3 separate regions of the Homo sapiens genome follow, and all the other regions are linked to region 1. Evidence: chromatin loops called from intact Hi-C (ENCODE). Cell type or tissue: IMR-90. All regions are shown on one strand. Links, peaks and the distances in the headings refer to the core of each region. The heading gives the core; the rest is flanking DNA.

The links. Hi-C counts contacts between places; a loop is a spot of excess contacts. Peaks named below come from ENCODE experiments on the same cell type or tissue, not always from the same donor. Only the 100,000 strongest peaks of a DNase experiment are listed, where the experiment ranks them.
Region 2: a loop joins it to region 1, with 8 times the contacts of the local background. A loop is called at or near these places in 102 of 110 quality-filtered maps.
Region 3: a loop joins it to region 1, with 5 times the contacts of the local background. A loop is called at or near these places in 3 of 110 quality-filtered maps.

The regions. Positions count from the first base shown.
Region 1 is chr13:49,667,487-49,674,071 of GRCh38, reverse strand. EBPL (EBP like) reads left to right here. Exons shown (of 4, transcript NM_032565.5): 2 at 4,226-4,295. Among named protein-coding and RNA genes, the nearest start is that of EBPL, 21 kb to the left of the region's middle. In IMR-90, for the core only: a CTCF peak has its summit at 4,157 (motif pointing left); a DNase peak (open chromatin) is centred at 4,151.
Region 2 is chr13:49,844,390-49,852,297 of GRCh38, reverse strand. No RefSeq gene overlaps it. Among named protein-coding and RNA genes, the nearest start is that of KPNA3, 56 kb to the right of the region's middle. In IMR-90, for the core only: a CTCF peak has its summit at 4,149 (motif pointing right); a DNase peak (open chromatin) is centred at 4,157; H3K4me3 peaks cover 612 bases; H3K27ac peaks cover 312 bases.
Region 3 is chr13:50,515,207-50,523,114 of GRCh38, reverse strand. The region is part of intron 5 of DLEU1 (deleted in lymphocytic leukemia 1); the gene reads right to left. It overlaps DLEU1-AS1 (DLEU1 antisense RNA 1), which reads left to right. Exons shown (of 3, transcript NR_125753.1): 3 at 1,679-2,182. Among named protein-coding and RNA genes, the nearest start is that of DLEU1-AS1, 8.3 kb to the left of the region's middle. In IMR-90, for the core only: no CTCF peak of the experiment used is centred there; a DNase peak (open chromatin) is centred at 4,174; H3K27ac peaks cover 299 bases.

The DNA.
Region 1 (6,585 bases), core at 1,522-6,521:
AACTATAGTATAATATAACCATCATATGGACATTGATACAGTCCACTGATCTTTTTCAGACTGTCAGTTTCTTTGTGTGGTGTGTGTGTGTGTGTGTGTGTGTGTGTGTATTAAGTTCCATATAATTGTATCAACTGGGTAGATTCATATATCAACCACAACAGCCCAGGTATTGAATAGTTCCAGCACTAACAAGGATCCCTAGTGTTTTCCTTTTATAACTACACATCCCCCCACCCCACACCTCCATCCCTTAACCCCTGGCAACCACTAACAATGTCCTCCATTTCTAAAATCTATCATTTCAGAAAAATGTTATATAAATGTAACCACAGGGTTGGCCATGGTGGCTCAAGCCTGTAATCCCAGCACTTGGGGAGGCTGAGGCGAGTGGATCGCTTGAGGTCAGGAGTTCGAGACCAGCCTGGCCAACATGGTGAAACCCCATCTCTACTAAAAATACAAAAATTAGGTGGGCGTGGTGGTGCATTCCTGTAATCCCAGCTACTTGGGAGGCTAAGGCAAGAGAATCCCTTAACATGGGAGGTGGAGGTTGCAGTGAGCCAAGATCGAGCCACTGCACTCCTGCCTGGGCAACAGAGTGAAACTGTGTCTCAAAAAATAAATACAGAAATAAAAATAAATGTAACCATTATGTAAGCTTTTGGGATTGGCTTTTTGAAGGACATCAGTTTTTAGTTACCACAAATAAAGCTGCTATGAACATTCGTGTAGTTGTTTTTGTATAAAGATGATAAGTTTTTATTTTTCTGGGAGAAATACCCAACTGTGGAATTGCTGGGTCGTATGGTCATTGCATATTTAGTTTTAGAAGAAACTGCCAAACTCTGGTTTTTTTTAGTGGCTGTATCGCTTCTATCCCTTCAGAAATCTGTGTTTGTTTCAGTTTTTCCACATCCTCACCAGTATTCGATGTTGCCAGTATTTTTTTATGTTGCCACTATTTTTTATTTTAGCCTTTCTTTTCCTTTCCTTTCCTTTTCTTTCTTTTTGAGACACAGTTTCACTCTGTCGCCAAGGTTGGAGTGCAGTGGCACAATCACGGCTCACTGCAATCTCTGCCTCCCGGTTCAAGCGATTCTCCTGCCTCAGCCTCCTAAGTAGCCGGGACTCCAGGCACACACCACCACACCCGGCTAATTGTTTTGTATTATTAGTAGAGGTGGGGTTTCACCATGTTGGCCAGGCTGGTCTCAAACTCCTGACCTCGTGATTCGCCCGCCCAGGCCTCCCAAAGTGCTGGGATTACAGGCGTGAACCACCACACCCAACCTTATTTTAGCCATTCTGATAGTTTATACAGTCATACCTCACTGTGGCTTGAAGGTGTGTTTCCTTGGTGGCTAATGAGGTTGAACATCTTTCCATGTGCTTATTTGCCATCTTTATGTACTTTCCGGTGAGATGTCTATTCATTTCTTTTGCCCATCTTCTAACCAGATTATTATTATTGTTATTATTATTTTTAACTGTCTTGTTTTCTATTATCCCTTTTATTTCTTACTCTTTTAGGAAACGCTTATTAGCATGTTCTATGTGTTAGCCATTTGCAATACAGAGATAAAAGAGAAAGAATTGGCCCTCAGAGAACTGGCAGTTTTGGGAAGAGACAAGTGAGCAAGTTTCTGTGTAGGAGGGCACTGACCTCCCAGCAGGAGAATAGTAAAATCTTGCTTCCTGGAGGAGGTGACACCTGATCAGCATTTGAAGGCATGAATATTCGTTACACTTGATATGTATTATACTATCTTTACATTTAGGACATTAATACAGTAAGAGATAGGGCAGTCTAAAAGCCTCTTCAGGGCATCCTTCTTTATAAGTAATTTGTTGTATGAACTTAATTCAAGGTTAGCAAACACGGAACACAAATGTCATGTTTCTTGGGGATTCTAAGGTAGAGATGACAGTATTCCAGATCCCAATGATGTGTGATCCAATGGGAGCTGGGGGTCCATAGCGAGCAGATAGCTGCTGGTTACAGAAACAAACTTAGCCACATGGGAGATTTAGGAGAGTGAGATATTAATTCTCACTAGGAGGTCAAAGAAGGTTTCTTGAAGAAGGGGGTTAGGGCTGGGATTTGAAAAATGAGTAGAGCTTCAACAAGTAGATGTAAAAGGAAACGGATTTGTTATAGACTCATAGGTTCCTGCATGTTACTGATTTCCAGTTCCCCATCTTGCTCTTACCCAGAGTTGCTTCTGTGGAAAGGTCTGCAACCTGGTGTCAGACTCCACATCTTACTAATGGGTCCAGTGAAAGAGGTCGCCAGTGGAGGTTGCATTTCGTTTTAGGATGAGATTTACAATCTATAGGAAGGAAGTCCTTCATCTTACAGATAGATGGCCTGAGGCCTAGAGAGGGTCAAATCCAGTCCAGCCCCATTGCCCCACTGGCCAGCCCAGTGGATGTGCTTTGTGTAGAAAGTTCTCAGGCCAGAGCAAGGAAGTGGTATGGATTTCACCCTATGGCTCTGCTAAAAATAAAAAATTGGCTGGTAAAAATAAAGTGTTGCAAAGTAAGTGGACTGGGGAGTACTTATTTGTTAAAAACACAGCTATTTTTCTCATATGATTTTTTTAATGTCCTTTAAGGGATATGATTTTTGGAGCCTGGCACGGTGACTCACACCTGTAATCCCAGCACTTTGGGAGGCCGAGGTGGGGAAATCACTTGAGGCCAGGAGTTTAAGACCAGCCTGGCCCACATGGTGAAATCCCATCTCTACTAAAAATAACAAAAATTAGCTGAATGTGGTGTCACACGCCTGTGGTCCCAGCTACTTGAGAGTCTGAGGCACTGGAATCGCTTGAACCCGGGAGGCGTAGGTTGCAGTGAGCTGAGGTTGCACCACCACACTCCAGCCTATCTTCAGCTTCAGAGTGAGACTATCTCAGAAAAAGAAAACAAAGGATACTTCATTTGCAGCATTATCCTTAAATGACACAGGAGTCAGGATACGGGATCCCTAAGGAAAGAAATTGTGGCCCATTACAGTGAACGCTGTTTCCATAATCACAACATTGTAAATGCTGTTAATTGGCTTTTTCAGCTTTTAGAATCCAGTTACAGATAAAACAGGGAAAACAAATATGTTTAGAGAACAAGAAAGGACATGTAATCAGTCTCAACAATGCACAAGCAAACTGGACAGAAATTGAGAGTTGGGAACAGGGTGCGGGGAGCCTGGTAGAGGCTGTCATACTCTTTCGTGGTTTAGAAGCCCAGAGACTGCACAAAATTGATGAGTGAGTGAGCTGAGGTTTTCAGTTTTTTTACTTAAGTTACAAATTTGTGTAAGTAATAGAATAATATATCAGAAACTCGAAGGACTGGAAACGGGAGAGGAAGGAGTATCAATCAAACAATAGCTTTTCCTGCTAGTAGTCGAAGGAAATAGCAGTGTAAGTATATTATGAAATCACCGCGGGAACTGCAAAGAGATGTGATTGAGAGTGGTGACCTCTGGGGTGGCAGGACCCAGTTTTAATGTCATACAAATGATTGTTTAAAAGGAATGAGAAAAAAGTTTTATTGACCAGCAGCAAAATTTGTTCAAAGGAGCAACATGACAATTACATATCCCAGTGGCTTCTAGCTGTTTAGTTTTAGAAATCTTAGGCAAAGAAGCACTTCAGTGATGGGAAAATACTAACTGTAATTGCAGATATTTTATTACCTGAATGTTAAATGTAGCCTGTAACTGTTTTAAATCTTCCTAAACTTGCCCTTATATAGGAGAAGGGGGGAGGATTGCTCAATGCTGGTATAAACTTGATTGCCTTTCTCTTTAAGATCTTAGATTTTTTTGAGTTAAAAAAAAGTGAACTTCTGTGGGGTTCTCCGCAAAGACTTAAGATCCCTGGAATAATCTAGAGCTTACTCTATTTAATACAGTAGTTAAACTCTTATGCAAAAATTTCACTTTTTCCACATAAGAACACATCTCTGCTTTTACAGTGCCAATCATTGAAAAACAACATTAATTGTACATTAGGGTGAGACATACCCATTTCCAAGGTCCAGGTAACCAGGTCCCAAGATTGTATCCCACAAGGTTGTATGGATGTTTCCAGGCTGTGGCCAGGATGTGAGCCATGGAGAAGGGTGGGGGATGGAGCCAGGCAATGCCATGTGTCTACAGTGCCATCCTGTGGTTGTGATGCTGTATTAGAGCATGTCTTCATTTTCTCCTCTCTAGGAAGGCCCTTTTGTCTACTTGTCTTTAGTAGGAAACGTTGCAAATTCCGATGGCTTGATTGCTTCTTTATGTAAGTAATTAAAAACGTTTGCGTTTGAAATGTTGGAGGAGGTTTATTGCAAGTGTGACTGTCAAACGCCTCTATTATATACTGTATGACTTCATTTATATGAAATGTCCAGAATAGGTGAGTCTGTAGAGATACTGTAGATTACTGGTTGCGTGGGAATGAGGGTAGGGGTGGGGGTGTTGGGGGGAAATGAGGAGTGACTGCTAATGGGCACGGATTTCTTTTTGGGGTAATGAAATGTTCTAAAATTAGATTGTGGTGATTCAAACCTGTGATTCTACTAAAACCAATTATTTAAATAGGTAGATTGTGTGGCATGTGAATTACATCTTAATAAAGCTATTATATTAAACAATATTTGAGCCTGGGCAACATAGCAAGACCCTATCTTTAAAAAAAGTTTTTTAAATGAGCCAGGTGTGGTGGTGCACACCTGTAGTCCCAGCTACTCAGGAGGCTGAGGCGGGAGAATCTTTTGAGCCCAGGAGTTCAAGGCTGCATTGAGTCACAGTTGCACCACTGCACTCCAGCCCGGGCGACAGAGCAAGAGTCCATCTCTAAAAAACAATACATAAAATAAAAAATGTTGGTAGTGAATGGCCGGGCATGGTGGCTCACGCCTGTAATCCCAGCACTTTGGGAGGCTGAGGCAGGTAGATCACCAGGTCAGGAGATGGAGACTATCCTGGCTAACACGGTGAAATCCTGTCTGTGCTAAAAATATAAAAAATTGGCTGGGCGTGGTGGCGGGCCCCTGTAGTCCCAGGTACTTGGGAGGCTGAGGCAAGAGAATGGCGTGAACCCAGGAGGTGGAGCTTGCAGTGAGCCGAGATCACGCCACTGCACTCCAGTCTGGGTGACAGAGCAAGACTCCCTCTCAAAAAAAAAAAAAAAATGTTGGTAGTGAGTGCAGATGGAAGAGCTTGTGGGGTTTAAACTGGGTGGTTTTCCCATACTTTTAATATCAACTTTCTTTTTATTGTACATATATATTTGTGGTCTTGTAGATCCTTTCCAAAAGTCTTCATGCTCATTGTCAGTCAATATTCAATTAGCATTGATATTCTACCATGTACTGTGTCAATACCAACAGGTATTTTTTTTTACCACTTTATAAAACTGCCTTTCTCAGGATAACTGCTTTCAGGTTTTGCTTCTGAAACTTTGCATCATTTATCTCATTTCTTTTTTTTCTTTTTTTTTTCAGGCGAGTCTCGCTCTGTCCCCCAGGCTGGAGCACAGTGGCACCATCTCGGCTCACTGCAAGCTCCGCCTCCCAGGTTCACGCCATTCTCCTGCCTCAGCCTCCCGAGTAGCTGGGACTACAGGCGCCCGCCACCACGCCTAGCTAATTTTTTTGTATTTTTAGTAGAGACGGGGTTTCACCATGTTAGCCAGGATGGTCTCGATCTCCTGACCTCGTGATCTGCCCACCTCGGCCTCCCAAAGTGCTGGGGTTATAGGCATGAGCCACCGCGCCTGGCCCATATATCTCATTTCTTTGTGACTCTAAAATCATCTCCAGCTAGGATCTGTGTGGGGGACTCCTGTTTACCACTAGTGTTAGGAAACATCTAGAGAATTGAGTAGGCTCATTAGTACTTCCCAAAGGAAAAGGTGTCATCTTTGATGCCTCAAGTCCTAGCCAAGGAGTTTGAGCCCCCTTGACCAGAGTAGAGCCACTTCAGATCCAGGGCTCAGCTGAATGCAGCTATGCACTTTTGATTGGCTGCATTAAACTCTGCCTGGGGATTGCTGGTGAAGCCCAGAGGCTGACGGACCCCAGCCTGAGTCATGGCTCCTCCCTGCTGAGTGTCCTCTTCTCCCCTTTGCCAGATGCCATGCTGACACCTCCTCCCCTGGCTGCCCTGCCTGGCATGAGAGAAAGCAAACAGCCCAGATTTGGCTCAATCCCATGAAATGCAAATGTCTAACACAGGCTTTCTCTATCATCTTCACGTTTACATTATGCACCTTAAAGAAGTGAAAACTAGCTGGGTGCAGTGGCACGAGCCTGGAGCCCCAGCTACTTGGGAGGCTGAGGCAGGAGGATTATTTGAGCCCAGGAGTTTGAATTTAGCCAGGGCAACACAGTAAGACCGTATTTCTAAAAACCAAAACGCAGTAAAAACTCATTTATTGAAGGTGTCCTTTATTTTCATGAAAGTAAAAATCCAGTAGATAATGTAAAGCAAGTAGTACTTCCCAGACTCCAAAGTGCCCCAGATCACCTGGGAATCTTACTCAAATGCAGATTCTGATACCGTGTGTCTAGGGCAGGACCTTCTGA
Region 2 (7,908 bases), core at 1,804-6,803, 180 kb before region 1:
GCAATCTTCCCATCTCACCCTCTGGAGTAGCTGGGATTACAGGTGTGAGCCACTATGCCCAGCTCATTCCACTGTTTTCTTACATCAGTTGTTGCTGTTAAAAAATCTGATGTCAGGCCGGGCCTGGTGGCTCACGCCTGTAATCCCAGCACTTTGGGAGGCCAAGGTGGGCAGATCACCTGAGGCCAGCAGTTCAAGACCAGCCTGACCAATATGGTGAAACCCTGTCTCTACTAAAAATACAAAAAAAAATTAGCCAGGCATGGTGGCAGGTGCCTGTAGTCCCAGCTGCTCAGGAGGCTGAGACAGGAGAATTGCTTGAACCTGGCAAGTGGAGGTTGCAGTGAGCAGAGATTGTGCCACTGAACTCCAGCCTGGGTGACAGAGTGAGACTCTGTCTCAAAAAAAAAAAAAAATCTGATGTCAATCTGACTTCAGTCCTCTTTTTGTGATGTTCTCTTTCTCTTTATAATCTTTTAGAATTTTCCTTGAATTCTTTTTTTTGTTGTTGTTGGGTTTTTTTGTTTGTTTGTTTGAGATGATGTCTTGTTCTGTCACCCAGGCTGGAATGCAGTGGTGAAATCACAGTTTACTGCAGCCCCACCCTCCTGGGCTCAAATGATCCTCCCACCTCAGCCTTTTGAGTAGCTGAGACTACAGGCATGCATCACCATGCCTAATTTTTAAAACTTTTTGTAGAGATGGGATCTCACTTTGTTGCCTATGCTGGTCTTGAACTCCTGGGCTCAAGTGATCCTCCTGCCTCAGCCTCCCAAAGTGCTGGGATTAAAGGTGTGAGCCACCATGTCCAGCCTTGAAATTCTTAATTTTACTATAAAATGTTCTGGTGTGGATTTTTTCTTATCTTTTTTCTATAACCTTTTTTATCTTTCTTTCATCTTTTTACAGTTATGGAAGATTATCTCATTTTTCTTCAAACATTTCTTTCTGTTCATTTTTCTTCTTTCTAGAATTCTTATTACCTAGATGTTAGTACTTCTGTCTTCCACATAACCTAGTTTTTTCTTTATATTTTATACGTCTTTGTTATTTTCTTATCTCTTCTGAAAGATTTCCTCCGCCTGGTCTTCCAAGTTGACAATTAGTTTTGCAGCTCTATCCATTTTGTTGTTTATCCATGTGATGTGTTCACTTCAACTATGATATTTTACTTATCTAATATTGCTTTTTTATGTTTTCTTGTTCTTATCTACATTGTCATTATCTTCTTTTATCTCTTTTTGTATATTTATTAGGCCAATATCACATTATCTATGCAACTGTTTTTATATATATAGTTGGATTCTGTAATCTAAAATGCTATGTTTCATTTCACATAGTTGTGATTCTGAAATCTGCTACTTTGACCTGTGAATTCATGTTTTCCTGAAGGTATATGCTCCTTTTCTGGGGAACACATATAGGGAAAGGCCAGTCCTAATTAGCTCATTCCCAGTCAGCCCCAGTTAGCTCTGAGGGTGAGAATGGATGAAGCCCAAGGGGGAGAAACAAGCCAGGGCACAAGGAAACCACTGTCATTTACTCTCCACCTCACAACACAATGGGGTCAGAGCTTCACTCTGCCTTCCAGGGCACTCAGCATTCGGAGGAGACCTTGTTGGACTGTCATGTGCCAGCTCTGGGGGTTTGGTGGGAAGGGGAACTGATACCCCAAGGTAATTCGTCCTCACCTCATGCACAACTATTAAATTTAAGGTTGTGAATGTGATTTGATGCCCTTATGTGGTATCACTGGAAGGCAAATCCCTGGATGATTATCCATCATTGGGCACTATTTGCACTAATATTCTCCCCCAGTGGGTACCATGAAATCCTCCTTTTCCAGAAACATCACTTTTTCAAGAGTTCCCCTATTCCAATCCCATCCCTTTGCACTTCTTCCCTTGTGATTCTTCTCCCTCCTTTTCTTCTTCAGATATTTGTTAAGGGCCTAATGTGTGTCATGTACTAGGCTGTGAGTCTGACATGTGTGAAGAGCAGATGTGCTTGAAGAATAAGAAAAATAGGCCTGTTGTGGTGGCTCACGCCTGTAATCCCAGCACTTTGTGGGGCTGAGGCAGGCGGATCACGAGGTCAGGAGTTTGAGACCAGCCTGGTCAATATAGTGAAACCCATGTCTACTAAAAATACAAAAATTAGCCAGGTGTGGTGGCAGGCGCCTGTAATCCCAGCTGCTCAGGAGGCTGAGGCAGAAGACTCACTTTAACCCAGGAGGCAGAGGTTGCAGTGAGCCAAGATCATGCCACTGCACTCCGGCCTGGGCAAAAGAGCGAGACTCCATCTCAAAAAAAAAAAAAAAAGAATAAGAAAAATAGAAACCGAAATGGAGCCAAGATTGCAGAACTAAAGACAAATTGGGCCTCCTTTCCCTGGCAGCGAAGCAAGGAGAGGGCTTATCCTTCCTCTGAGGTGGAGCCTATCAAATGGTGATGGGAAGGTGCTCTAAGTCAATGGTTCTAATCTTGACCTCTCCTTAGAACCACCTGAGGAGTTTTTTTTTTTTAATCCAGTGTCTATACACATTTAATTGGCACAACTATGTCAACTATGTGCCAATTAAATCGTAATCTCTTGAGGTGAACTCAAAACCATATATACATACACACTTTTTTTTTTTTTTTTGAGACGGAGTCTCACTGTATCGCCCAGGCTGCAGTTCAGTGGCACCATCTCAGATCATTGCAACCTCCACCTCCTGAGCTCAAGCAATTCTCATGCCTCAGCCTCCTGAGTAGGTGGGATTACAGGCGTGTGGCACCACACCTGGCTAATTTTTGTATTTTTAGTAGAGAAGGGGTTTCACTATGTTGGCCAGGCTGGTCTCGAACTCCTAACCTCAGGTGATCCACCCGCCTCGGCCTCCCAAAGTGCTGGGATTACAGGCATGAGCCACCACGCCTGGCCCATCAATATATTTTTTAAAATTCTCCAGGAAATCCAATATACATCCACGTTTAAGAAGCACTGCTTGAATATACAGGTAACCATCAGGCTTGGGATCAGGAGTTATGGGTTAAATCCTGTTATAGGGCCAGGTGCAGTGGCTAATGCCTGTAATCCTAGCATGTTTGAGGGCCGAGGTGGGAGGATCACTTGAGCTCAGGAGTTCAAGATCAGCCTGGGCAACATAGCGAGACCTCATCTCTAAAAAAAAGAAATTAAAAAAAATCCTGTTATGAGTTGAATTACTTTCCTGAAATTTTATATGTAGAGGTTCTAACCCCTACACCTCAGAATGTGACCTTATTTAGAGCAGAATCTTTACAGAGGTAATCCAATTAAAGTGAGGTTATTAGGATGGGCCATAAGCCACCCATGTTTAGGTCATTACAGCAGCCCTAAGTGTACTAATACAAATCCTGAGGTAGCCACGTAGCCATGATTCCACTGTGTGCAATAACTTTCCTGAGAGTGCTTCACCATCTTATCAGAAAAACAATATTTAAACTCTCACTCACAGGTTACCGAGAGGTTTTTTGTTTTTGTTTTTGTTTTTTTGAAACAGTCTCGCTCTGTTGCCCAGGTTGGAGTGCAATGGCACAATCGTGGCTCACTGCAGCCTCAAATCTCCTGGGCTCAAGCAATCCTCCCACTTCAGCATCCCTAGTAGCTGGGGCCACATGGGGCCACAGGCGTGTGCCACCATGCCCAGCTAACTTTTTAATTTTTGTAGAGAGGGGTCTCACTGTTGCCTAGTTGGTCTTGAACTCCTGAACTCAAGCGGTCCTCCCTCCTCAGCCTCCCAAAGTGCTGGGATTACAGGCGTGAGCCACCGTGCCCGGTCTTACTGAGAGGTTTAAATGGGTAAAGTAAGTGAAAGCATCCTGCACAGAGATAGGAACGTAGTAGGTGCTCAGTAAATGTTTGTTAAATCTGAGTCTTTCCTGCCCAAAGAAACTTTTCCAGTTTAGCCCACCGTGGTCAGTTCAGCAGCCTGAGGATGCAGGCTAGTGCAACCGGATCCCCTCTATGGCTCCCAAAAAAGATGGAACAGCCTTTGTCCGCTCTAGTAAAGGGAAAGGGAAAGGTAGCCCCCTTTCCATGCAGTGCATCGGCTTAGGGCGCCCCAACGCTTTTCATTCAGCCTTGTCTTTGAAGCAACTTTTGAAGCCGACCACTAGAGGGCGGACAGTCTCCACAACCCGCAGCGGCGCTCGGCCGCGCTGTCAAGGAAAAAACGCGAGGGCTACTCCGGCTGCGGGCGGTGCTCGCCCCCTGTTATCCTCCACCGTCCCCGCAAGCCGTTTCCAGACAGTAATGCCGAGCGGGCGAGGTTCTCTGCGTGCCGGCGCGGCCCCGAACGTGCCCTGACGCCCAGTGTGCTACTTCACTTACTCTGAACAGTCCTATTGTTCCTCCCAGGTGAGTAAATTAAGGCTCAGAGACATTAAGCAAACGGCCGAGGGTCACACAGCTATGGGAATTAAATCCAGGCAGTGACACATGTCTGCCTGACTCCAAAACCAGCAAACACTTGTGGTCAAAATGAGCCCCGATGCCCAGCCCTACTTGCAGACCTACTCAGAGGCCCAGCAAGAGACCCCAGAAGCAAGGAGGATCAGAAGAGCCTCTGTTACCCTCCCTTCTCTCTCCGGAACCCCACTGCCGCTGCCACAGCCCTAAACCAGTGTTTGCCTCCACTGGTCATCTTTTTTACTGCCCTAACCTAGTCTGAAAATGAAGATGTTAAAGTAATTCCTTTTGTTTTTCTTTTCTCCCCCTTTGTATCCGTGAGGATGATCGATTTTTGCAGCCACTCCAAAGGAGTACTTAGGATGGTTTAGAAGCGGGTTTTAATTGCTTACTGCCTCTCCATTGAAGGAGCCAGGACCCATAAAAAAAAACAAAAACAGTGGTAACTACATGTACTCGGCTGCTGGTATCTACACTGCGGGGCAGTGGGAGAGGTGTTCCCCCAAGACATAGCCTTTCATGCCAGAAAAACTAACCAATTTGAAGTTCTATATCACTGAACTTGTATTTGGAGGCAGTCCAGGGGATATTCTGCATCTTCTTCCGGCAATCACCCATCCATCCCTCCCTCCCTCCCTCTCATGCAAGGCTCTGTGCTGTGGCTGTGGAGAGATGGCCCCAGCTAGATGTCTTTCCACCGGACATTTGTGATCCAGCACAGTGAAGCTCACTCTCAGGAGAACTGGTACCAAGAGCACGATCAGAAAACCCTTTTTTTTTTTTTTTTTTTTTTTTTCGACAGAGTCTTGCTCTATAGGCGCCCGCCACCACACCCAGCTAATTTTTTGTATTTTTAGTAGAGAAGGGGTTTCACCATTAGCCAGGATGCTCTCGATCTCCTCACCTCGTGATCCACCCGCCTCGGCCTCCCAAAGTGCTGGGATTACAGGCGTGAGCCACCGCGCCCGGCCGGCAATTCTTTTTAAGAGGATTAAAGCGATTGAGTAACACATGGGGAGGCTGGGATTCTGTTGTGCTAAACAATCCTGGGCCTGGGGACAAGGCCCTTGGTTTCTGTGTATATGAGATAAGGAACATGGGCTCCTTCCTGGCTCGGCCGATCTCTCATGTCACATGCTGGTATCATCGACTACCAGTCTTGAAACTCCTCTAATCGCTCTCCCGCCTGCACCAAAGTTCACAAGGCATAATGCTGTTCGTGTGCAAAATGAACTGTATTAAGACCCCTGGGCCGGGCGCGGTGGCTCACGCCTGTAATCCCAGCACTTTGGGAGGCTGAGGCGGATGGATCATGAGATCAGAAGATCGAGACCGTCCTGGCTAACACGGTGAAACCCCGTTTCTACTAAAAATACAAAAACAAAATTAGCCGGGTGTGGTGGCCGGCGCCTGTAGTCTCAGCTACTCGGGAGGCTGAGGCAGGAGAATCGCGTGAACCCAGGAGGCGGAGCTTGCAGTGAGCCGAAATTGCGCCACTGCACTCCAGCCTGGGAGACAGAGCGAGACCCCGTCTCCAAAAAAAAAAAAAAAAAAAAATACCCCTGGAAAAGAGACCCCAGGGCTGTGGCAGCCTCCTTCCCCTCCCCTCTGTGCATTTGTTCTTTTGTTTTGTTTTGCTTTTTTGAGACCGAGTCTCACTCTGTTACTCAGGCTGGACTACAGTGGCATGATCCTGGCTCACTGCAAGCTCTGCCTTCCAGGTTCAAGCAATTCTCCTGCCTCAGCCTCCCAAGTAGCTGGGATTATAGGTGCCTGCCACCACACCCGGCTAATTTTTGTATTTTCAGTAGACATAGGGTTTCACCATGTTAGCCAGGCTGGTCTTGAACTCCTGACCTCAGGTGATCTGCCTGCCTCAGCCTCCCAAAGTGCTGGGATTACAGGCGTGAGCCACTGCGCCCAGCCCCTCTGTGCATTTGTTCTATAGGTTAGAGGACGCAAGGAGTCCACCTTCCTCTGGAGCCCTCCCTGGGCCCTTAGTTCTTCCATCATTTCTGTTGAAAGATTTCACCACCAAATATCTAAGCAAATAGTATTGGGTGCCATGGAAGGTTGAGACATTAGAAAGCTGCTTGTGAATAAAAGTCATAAGAGCAGAGCAGAAAGTCCATAGAACAATTCCTGTGCCTTGGGTAGGGTCAACTGAATCTGATCCTTAAGCCCCAGCCTTTGGCATCCTTCCCTTGTCCAGCTAAGCTCCCTTTTCCCAGGCTTGATGACCGGTGCCCTAACCCTGCCCATCCAAAGCTGCTTGCAAGAGCAGGGAGACTACAGCATCACAGGCAGGCACAAACAGTCAGGTGCTGGCTCTGCCCTCCACGAGCTCTATGAATTTGGGTAAGTCCCCTGGTCTCTGAGCCCAATGTCCTCATCTATAAAGTGAGCATAGCAATATCTAGTGCACAAGACTCCTTCAAGGCATATGAAATAGTGGATATGAAACACCAGCACGTAGTACACAGTAAATAAAAGGTAGGTATTTTTTGTAGTGTTACCATTCCAGGTGTACTGCAATTTTATAGGCAAAAGTTTCAGTCAAAGGATTGACCTCATACAGTGAATTGAAGGCCATAACCAGGAAGGAAAGTGTGTTTAAAGAGATTGGTCGTCTTTCTACTGCCATCACATGATAGCAGGTGGGCAGCTACCAGCAAAAAAAGCAGTTTTGATAATAGAATATTAGAATAATTATTAGATTATTTGGAATACTGCTGCACTTACATTGAAACAATTTTAGAATTATCAATAAATTTGGATTTGCATTGGCTCATTTGGCTCTAACAGTGTACCCTGTAAGTAGTTCAGGCAGATATCATAATCCCTGTTAAGACATGCAGAAACGGCTGGGTGCGGTGGCTCACGCCTGTAATCCCAGCACTTTGGGAGGCAGAGGTGGGTGTATCACAAGGTCAGGAGTTTAAGTCCAGCCTGGCCAAGATGGTGAAACCCCATCTCTACTAAAAATACGAAAAAATTAGCCGGGCAGGGTGGCAGGTGCCTGTAATCCCAGCTACACAGGAGGCTGAGGCAGAGAATTGCTTGAAGCCAGGAGGCAGAGGTTGCAATGAGCGGAGATCATGCCACTGCACTCCAGCCTGGGCAACAGAGTGAGACTCTGTCTCAAAAAAAAAAAAAAAAATCAGAAACAAAATAAATAAGTAATAAAATAAAATAAAAACAAAGAAATGTAGAAACAGGCTCACAGAGGTGAAATGACTGGTGGGAAAAGACTTAACCCCAGGGGCTGATTCCTCTGGATTCCAAGCTCAGTGTGCTTTCCACCATGCCCTCAATTGCAAGTGTGTAATATTGGCAAGCTTAACTGGACCACAGAGAGCCACTGTGTGTCATTGTCACGACATGTCCCAGAGCCATCAGCGCAGCTTTCCTCCAGGAGCATGTCTTGCATTTCTCCTGGGAACTACGGCGGAATATAGTTCTTGCCCACAGCGT
Region 3 (7,908 bases), core at 1,804-6,803, 850 kb before region 1:
TAACTATGTTATCCAGACCTTACCACTGTTTGTTTTTGAGACTCTAAGATTAAACTAAAGACTGGCCTAGCAAAGCAGATATGTTTGCCCTTGCCTGAAAGGAGACAGAAACTTGGGAAGAAACAAGGGTCTTTGGAGTTACTGGGCTTCCACGAGGATCCTCAAGGTTTGCAAACACCAAATGGACAGGACTTCATCCCTGAAGTGCAGGCCAGTCCTACCTCCTTCACAATGACGTGCTGACATCATGGTGCAAATTTGCAAACATTTTTTGCCTTATTAAGAAAATTATTCAAACCTAGAAAAATGCAAGGGTTAAAGCCTTGCTTTCATAAACATAGCCTGTGTGTGTCGCAGGGTGACTTTTAGATATTATATGGAAAAATGCAGTAAAAAGTGCTGAAGTAGCCCATTCCGTTGCATTGAATTGTTAGGCAATTATGGTCATCCCAGCCTTAGTAAATTAAAATACATGATGAAAACCCAATCTAAGGACATCAACTGCTATGTACTAAACAAACTACACATCCCATTTAAAAAGCATTTAAAATTGTGTCAAGAGAGGTTATGTTGGAGGGACTATAATTTTAAAATCATTTACTGTACAACCATATATTTAAATTTTAACTTGAAGCTAAATGTTGCAAAATTAAATTAATCTTATTTGATAACACGAGGCAGTTTATACTCTTTCATTTGGGGTCGATGGAGCCCCTGGCACAGTCTTGAATTTAAGACCCCTACCCCATAGGAATAGTTAACTCTTGATCCTAGCATGCTCTCTCCTCCTGGAAGAGTTATTTAAAGTTAGATGTGTTTCTTTCTGTTTTTTTCTTAGCCACTTTTCTATCCCAAGCCCAGCAAAGACATTCAATTCATTCCCCCTACACCTCTCTCTCTCTTTCTGTCTTTCCTCCCTCCCCTCTCTCCCTCTCTTTTTCTCTCTCTCCCTCTGAAGTTTCTAAATCAGTTCCTACAGCTTTAGTTTTCTTTTTCTAAAATTAAAAACGTGGCTTCTGGCTATAAAACGAATCTCCCACCTTCAGCAGCCCCAGTCCCCTGGGGCTGTTACTGGCGTGATCTATAAATTAACTGGAATCACTTAGAGCCCTCAGTTAGCTTTTAGTCAAACATTAGCAGCAGTGTTTACCCTTGTGTAATCTGCAGTTGTTACTTAATTTAATGCCTGTCAGCATTTTTTTAAAGAACATGTTCAGCAAATCCTTGGCACAGGCTGTTTGAATTCCTTACTCTTCCCTTCCCCCACCTTGACCCAAATCAAGCTAAATGTATCTGAGTAGAAGCTTGCTAATATTTTTAATTTGCTAGTGTAGTTTTCCTTCTTCTTGAGGAAAGAAAGAAGAGTTTGCTTTCTGTGCCAATCCAACTACATCCTACTCAGAGGCCTGGGCTTCGTGTCCCCACTGCACCTTACATCAAAGAGGGTGAACTGTAAATTGTTAGGGTTTTTGTTTCTTGTTGCTCTGGCAGTGATCTGTGAGTGATGTAAGATGGGAGGCATCCTCAGACTCCCATTTGGAGGATGCTGGTGTGGCCCCCTGAAGAAAATCCATTGAAACAAACTTTGAAGTGCTGCCCAGTAGAGAGCTAAAAGCTGAACATATCACATCATAATTCATACATAACTTTGTGTGTTTTGAATCTTCCTCCTCCACAGCCACCACCTCAAATGTAAATAAATAGAGCCCTGGCCTTCCTACAGGGTTCTGTTGCTCCTTTCATAATGTGAGATCCATCTAGATCCGGCAGGAGAACTTCTCTAAGGCCATCATAAAGGCAGTAGGAAGTACTGATCTCAAACAGCACAGAGGAGGCTCCCCTCCAAAGAAGAGTGAAGCACATCGTTAGAGAATAAGAACACGGGGAAATTAAGAGGTGATCTTCAAAGGCTACAATGAACAGCTCCTCTCTGCTTTCACACACTATACAAGAAAAGACCTCCTTCAGTTCAGGAGGCTTTGGTTAACAGCCACATTCTCAATATTCTGGGTTTCAAGGCCAAGAAAATAAATGTCACAGTGGAAACCTCATGCTTTTTCAGGTGATATAATCCAAAAAATGTGTACATCTCAATAGTATAAAGGACTCTGAATCAGCCAGGGCTCAACTTGCTATTCTCTTCCTTGCCTGCAAGACTTGACCTTGAGTTTCAGTGTCTCTCAGCCGTACTTCTGCTTCCTGGTGACTAGAATTCAGGATTCTCTCCCATTTACCACTAGGGAAAACCCTACTGCTAAGGACCGTAAATGTCGGAGGATCCCCCTGAGTCTCACAGATGGCACTTGAAGAGAAGCAGTATGGAGACACAGGACACGAAGAAGGAAACAGAGACCCTGAGGACAGAGGCTCATGCAACTACTGCAAATGAACAAACACCAGAACAGGCATTTTTGCACTTTCAGACAGGGAGTTCCAGGACTGAGTGCACATACAGTCCATGGTTAGATTTCCAGGAAAGCCTCAGTGAGGGGCTGAATTATGTGCCATTAACTCAAGATACAGCCATCTTGGGAGTCAGCATATCTGTCTGAGCCCAGGTTATAAGTGCACACTGGTGGTCTATGGTTGCAGGCCGGTGTCACTGTCCTGTCACAGTCCTGAGATCTCCAAAGCAGCCCAGGTGACACATATGTCCCTGTCTTTGACTCTCCTCCAGCCCAACTCTGTGATACTACTATCAAGGCTCCAAAATGCAGCTGTTTTGCTACACAAATTATGAATAAGTTCTACAAACTTCTTGAACCATCTGGAAAGTGCTCAAAACACAGGGCTGCACAGACAAGGACTTTAAGGCTCAACTCACTCCCAGGTAATATTAGTGGCTCTTCTCAGCAAGAACATGAGCCCAGGTCCCAATAGCACTATTGAAAAAGGCAGTTCTGCTGTAGAATGGGTCCCTCTTTTTGCTGTTTCCACTGCTGAGTGCCCCCATCATGGGCATGCAAGATTTTTTCTGCAATTTTCCTTTCACAACTTTCATCAACTGCCTCTTCAATTTCCTGGTCTTGCACAATCTCAACCCAACTTACTTAACAGCACTGATTGTTCAGTTCTTATGGACAGTGTGTGCCTTTAGTCTTCCTCCAAGGAGAGTGCTTGACAAACATAAAATGGAAATCTTAGGAACACTTTTACACCATTGGTGGGAATGTAAATTACTTTAACCATTGTGGAAGATGGTGTGGCGATTCTTCAAAGATCTAGAACCAGAAATACCATTTGACCCAGCAATCCCATTACTGGGTATATACCCAAAGGAATATAAATCATTTTATTACAAAGATACATGCACACATACGTTCATTGCTGCACTTTTCACAATAGCAAAGACATGGAATCAATTCAAATGCCCATCAGTGATACACTGGATAAAGAAAATGTGGTACATATACACCATGGAATCCTATGCAGCCATTAAAAGGACACAGATCATGTTCTTTGCAGGGACACAGATGAAGCTGGAAGCCATTATCCTCAGCAAACTAATGCAGGAATAGAAAATCAAACACTGCATGTTCTCACTTGTAAGTGGGAGCTGAACAATGAGAACACATGGACACAAGGAAGGGAACAACATACACTGGGGCCTGTTGGCAGATGTGGTTGGGGAGGGGGAGCATTAGGACAAATAGCTAATGCATGCTGGGCTTAATACCTAGGTGATGGGTTGATAGGTGCAGGAAATCACCATGGCACATGTTTACCTATGTAACAAACCTGCACATCCTGTACACATACCCAGAACTAAAACTAAAAATAAAACAAAAACAAAAGAATGGAAATCTTTTCAGAAAAATGTGTCATTGAATTGGAGGTGGAATCCATAATGATCAACAACAATAAATTCTTTTCTTCTCCATTAGATCATCTCCCTCAGTCTGTGTGTGTGTTCATGCGTGTGTGCCATGCCGGGTCCCCACTTTCCTCAGCACATTTGTGCATGTGTTTGTTTACTGAGCAGTGCCCAGTTTGCGAGGCTCCCCCAAAGGCAGCCTCATTCTGCTAGTGCCTGCCCAGGACCCTGTACCAGTCAATGAGAAACCAAACAAACTGGCTGCAATAAGCCGTTTACACCAGTTCCCAAAGAGAAAACTTTGGGCCCATTCCCAGAAGGCCAGGCATGTGAGTGAAAGGAGCCTGACTTGCAAAGCTTCCCCCACACTCAGGGTTTATTCTGTTTATTCTGTCATCCCTGTTTATTCTTTCAACTGTGGTTTCTCCGTGGAGCAACACATCACACCGCACCCAGATTGTGGAGACACACAGAAGATATCCAGAAACGGCCAGAGAGAACACAATCCCTCCGATTCATTCGCTAAGCCATTTGTTAACACGCTGGTTTGGGGTTTTTCTTTTCCACAATTTTTCAACACTTGAGGAATTGAAACTGCCAGCTGTTCTCATCTTTAAATGAAATAGCCTGAATAATTGGGAATTTAAGCTAGTTTTCATTATTATAGTCCCCTTCAGAAATACATATGACCAAAATAATGAGCTAATGAAATAATTTGGACATCCTGACCATGCAAAACGGACGTGTAAAACATTAAATGCAGAGCCAGTCAATACTTAGTAAATGTTGATGCAGACTTGGTTTCCTAAGGTTTAAAATGTGTAACTAAATGACATATAACTTCTGAAATATCAGGGCACCAAGGAGGAATTAACAAAAGGCCATCAAAAAGCAGACTGCACATGATGTAGCAGAGAGGCTGTGGAGTCAGACATGCCCACATTTAAACTGGATTCCATGCTGGCTGTGTCACTGGAGCTGATGGCATGTTCTCAGCAAGCCTCAGTGCTCTCACCTCTAAAACGGGATTCAGAAGAATAGGGCGCCAATTTAGTAGATTGGTATGGAGATTAAAATTTAAAAATGCATGTAAAACACTTGACTAACTACAGTTTCTAGCTCACAATAAGCTCCTAGTAAATGAAAACTACTGGGCACTCCTGTCTTACAGATAATGGCTTTAAAAACTGGGAACTTAGAATAATTTTAAAACTCAGGAAACAAGGAATACCTCTTTGAGGGAAATATCTGACTCCTAAACCAGGTAATGGAACATCTTGGAAACCCAGACCTCTCAGAGCAGACTTGTTAAAGTGCCAGGGACAGGGCTCATACCCAGTTGACACTCAATCAACATTTATTGATACTGACCATGGTTTCCTCAGGTTTAAAGTTTAAAATAAAATGTCTAGAAGAATTACAGAATTAACCACTTGTGGTTATTCCTGAAATATGATAGCATCAGTGTGAAAATTGAAAACACTACCCCACATAAAAAGCTGTATACCAATTTTGTTTAAAAGACTGGAATGACCCTAAATACAAAGATTGCATGAAAAGCAGAGATTCGTTAAATTGTAAGAACAAAATTAAGGATTTCCTAGAAATGGAGGGGGCCTCACTAACTTCAGCAGAGAAATTTTCTTCATCTGTCATCCCCTGACTCCACAGGGTAATGTAACAATGCCAGGGAGATGTCTGCATATACCCAGGGTGAGACCACCAACCCTTTGCATTTAGCCAAAGGGCTACCAAATTATGGTGCAACACTGGCTGATTGAATCATTCAGAGTCAAATTCAAACAGATGAACTCACAGAGGAGAGCTCCCACACATAGATGGAGAAAATTAAGGGAGGTCATAGTTTAAAATTTTTCTTTTTATCAAGGTAGAGTTTGCAATGTGACAATCATTAAGCTGTAGGGGAGGCTTTTAACAGAATTCCCTCTGGCCTTCTACTAACTCACTGAAATACATCATTTGCTTTTCTCAACTTCCTTTAATTTTAGTCCAGAAATAACCATTTATCTTAACATTCACTCTCACGTGGGACAAAAGAAAAAACAAATTTTGCAGAATTCAGAGAGGCATTGATTAATTTATGCTGGTCTGTCTTTGAGGAATACCTGGGAATTAGAAGGCAACCAAGATATATTACCTCCATTCTTGAGAATCAGTTCCTAATCTTTAGGGACTAACCCTTTAAATGAGCTACCTCTCGTCACTAAATGTTGAATAAATTGATCTCTGGGACACTTAAAACGGCAGGCTGTGTGTCTGTATGGTATAGTAACACCCCCCACACAGACAGGCATGCACACACACACACACAAATGTGCACACACACATGCCCCTGAGTTGAAAAGAATCAGCAGGGACTGTTTTTTGGCATGCTGTCCATAGTCATTTGCACTTTTCCAGCACAGAGCAGAACCATAATAGTAAACCCTTTGCAAGAAACAGGCACATCTCCACATTAAGAAGGTTTGGCTGCAGGTGGGTATGAAAATGCAGAGTTTATGGAAACTTTGCCTTTTATTTATTTTTTTATATCCTCTGTTGCAACTGCAGATCTATGTGAGTGTAGCTAGCCTCTCTACTATGCCTTTTGGGAAACACACCTTGAGGTCTCTGCAGCCTCCTGGCCTGATGTTTGCATAGTTGAGTTGAGGAGGCTGGTAGTTTTCGGCCCAAACATCAACACAGAGGTTTACTTTGCCCTTGTATTAGATTAAAATGCTGGAACATATTTATAAGCTAAATTTGTTGTTGTGTTGTTGGTCAGTCTTCTTTCAAAAAAAAAAAGAACTTATTCTATAATTACATTTAGCAGAAAGCCATTTCCTACTTTTTCCTAGTGTAGGTCTCATGCTTAACTGTTCTGACATCACCTGGCCCCTCTATGGCTTAGCAACAAAAACTTCACTGAAATGAAGAATGCAGTTATTTATGCTGGCTGCTCTGGCAGGAAAGAAATTCAAAACATAATTTTTTAAAGTTATAACTATGGCTTGCATATAAACATAAGCATGTGGCAAATATTTACGTAATTCATTAATGAGGTAACGAGCAGAATGATAAAACCAGTGCAAAGAGTATTTGAGAAACTAAATATATGCGGGCATCTGAGAATGAATGTTGGAATAAGATTGCTGGGTTAGACAGAACACTAGTTAATACTATACTTGGCAATAAAAGTATAACCTTTAAAGTCATCCTTTTTTTTTTTTACCAGACCAAAATCACTTGCATCACTACTGAATAAAATCCTACAAATTAGCATGTCATCTCATAGAGTCTGAGCCTTAATTAGTAACAAATAATATGTCAAATAAGATACATTCCCCTAGAGAATCAGGTCATCTTTGGGTAGGTCTTTTAGAAAATGCTCTTACAAGACCGTGAAAACTGAGGCTATTCTACTGCCTTATTTCAAGTTTGATACTCTGTCTTAACATTAGTAAAGGGATTTTGGGAGGGCAAAGATGCCTCATATCAACAGTTATTAACAATTGAGGTCATGGGACAAATAGTTATAGAAATATTAATAGAACAATATCACCCCTCAGATTATGTTGAATACTAAAATATAGAGTTGGATGTAGAAGCAACCAAGTATCCCTCAAGGAATGAATGAACAACATGTGGCCTATCCATACAATGGAATATTGTCCAGGCTTTCAAAGGAAGGAAATTCTGACACATGCTACAACATGGATGAATCTTGATGACATTATGCAAAGTGAAATAAACCAGTTACAAAAAGAAAAATACTGTATAATTCCACTTAAAAGTTATCTAGAGTGGTCAAATTCACAGAAACAGAACATAAAAAGGTAGTTGCCAGGGCTTGGGGAAGGGGAGAATGGAGAATTGTAGTTTAAGAGGTATATAGTTTTAGATTTGCAAGATGAAAAAGTTTTGGAGATTGGCTGCACAACAATATGAACATACTTAACACTACTGAACTGTACACTTAGAAATGGTTAAGATGGTAAATTTTATGTTATGTGTTTTTTACCACAAAAATTTAAAACATTTACAAAGTTGGTATCATCAGTTCAGATGCCAGTTATAAGGCAAGGGAATGATTC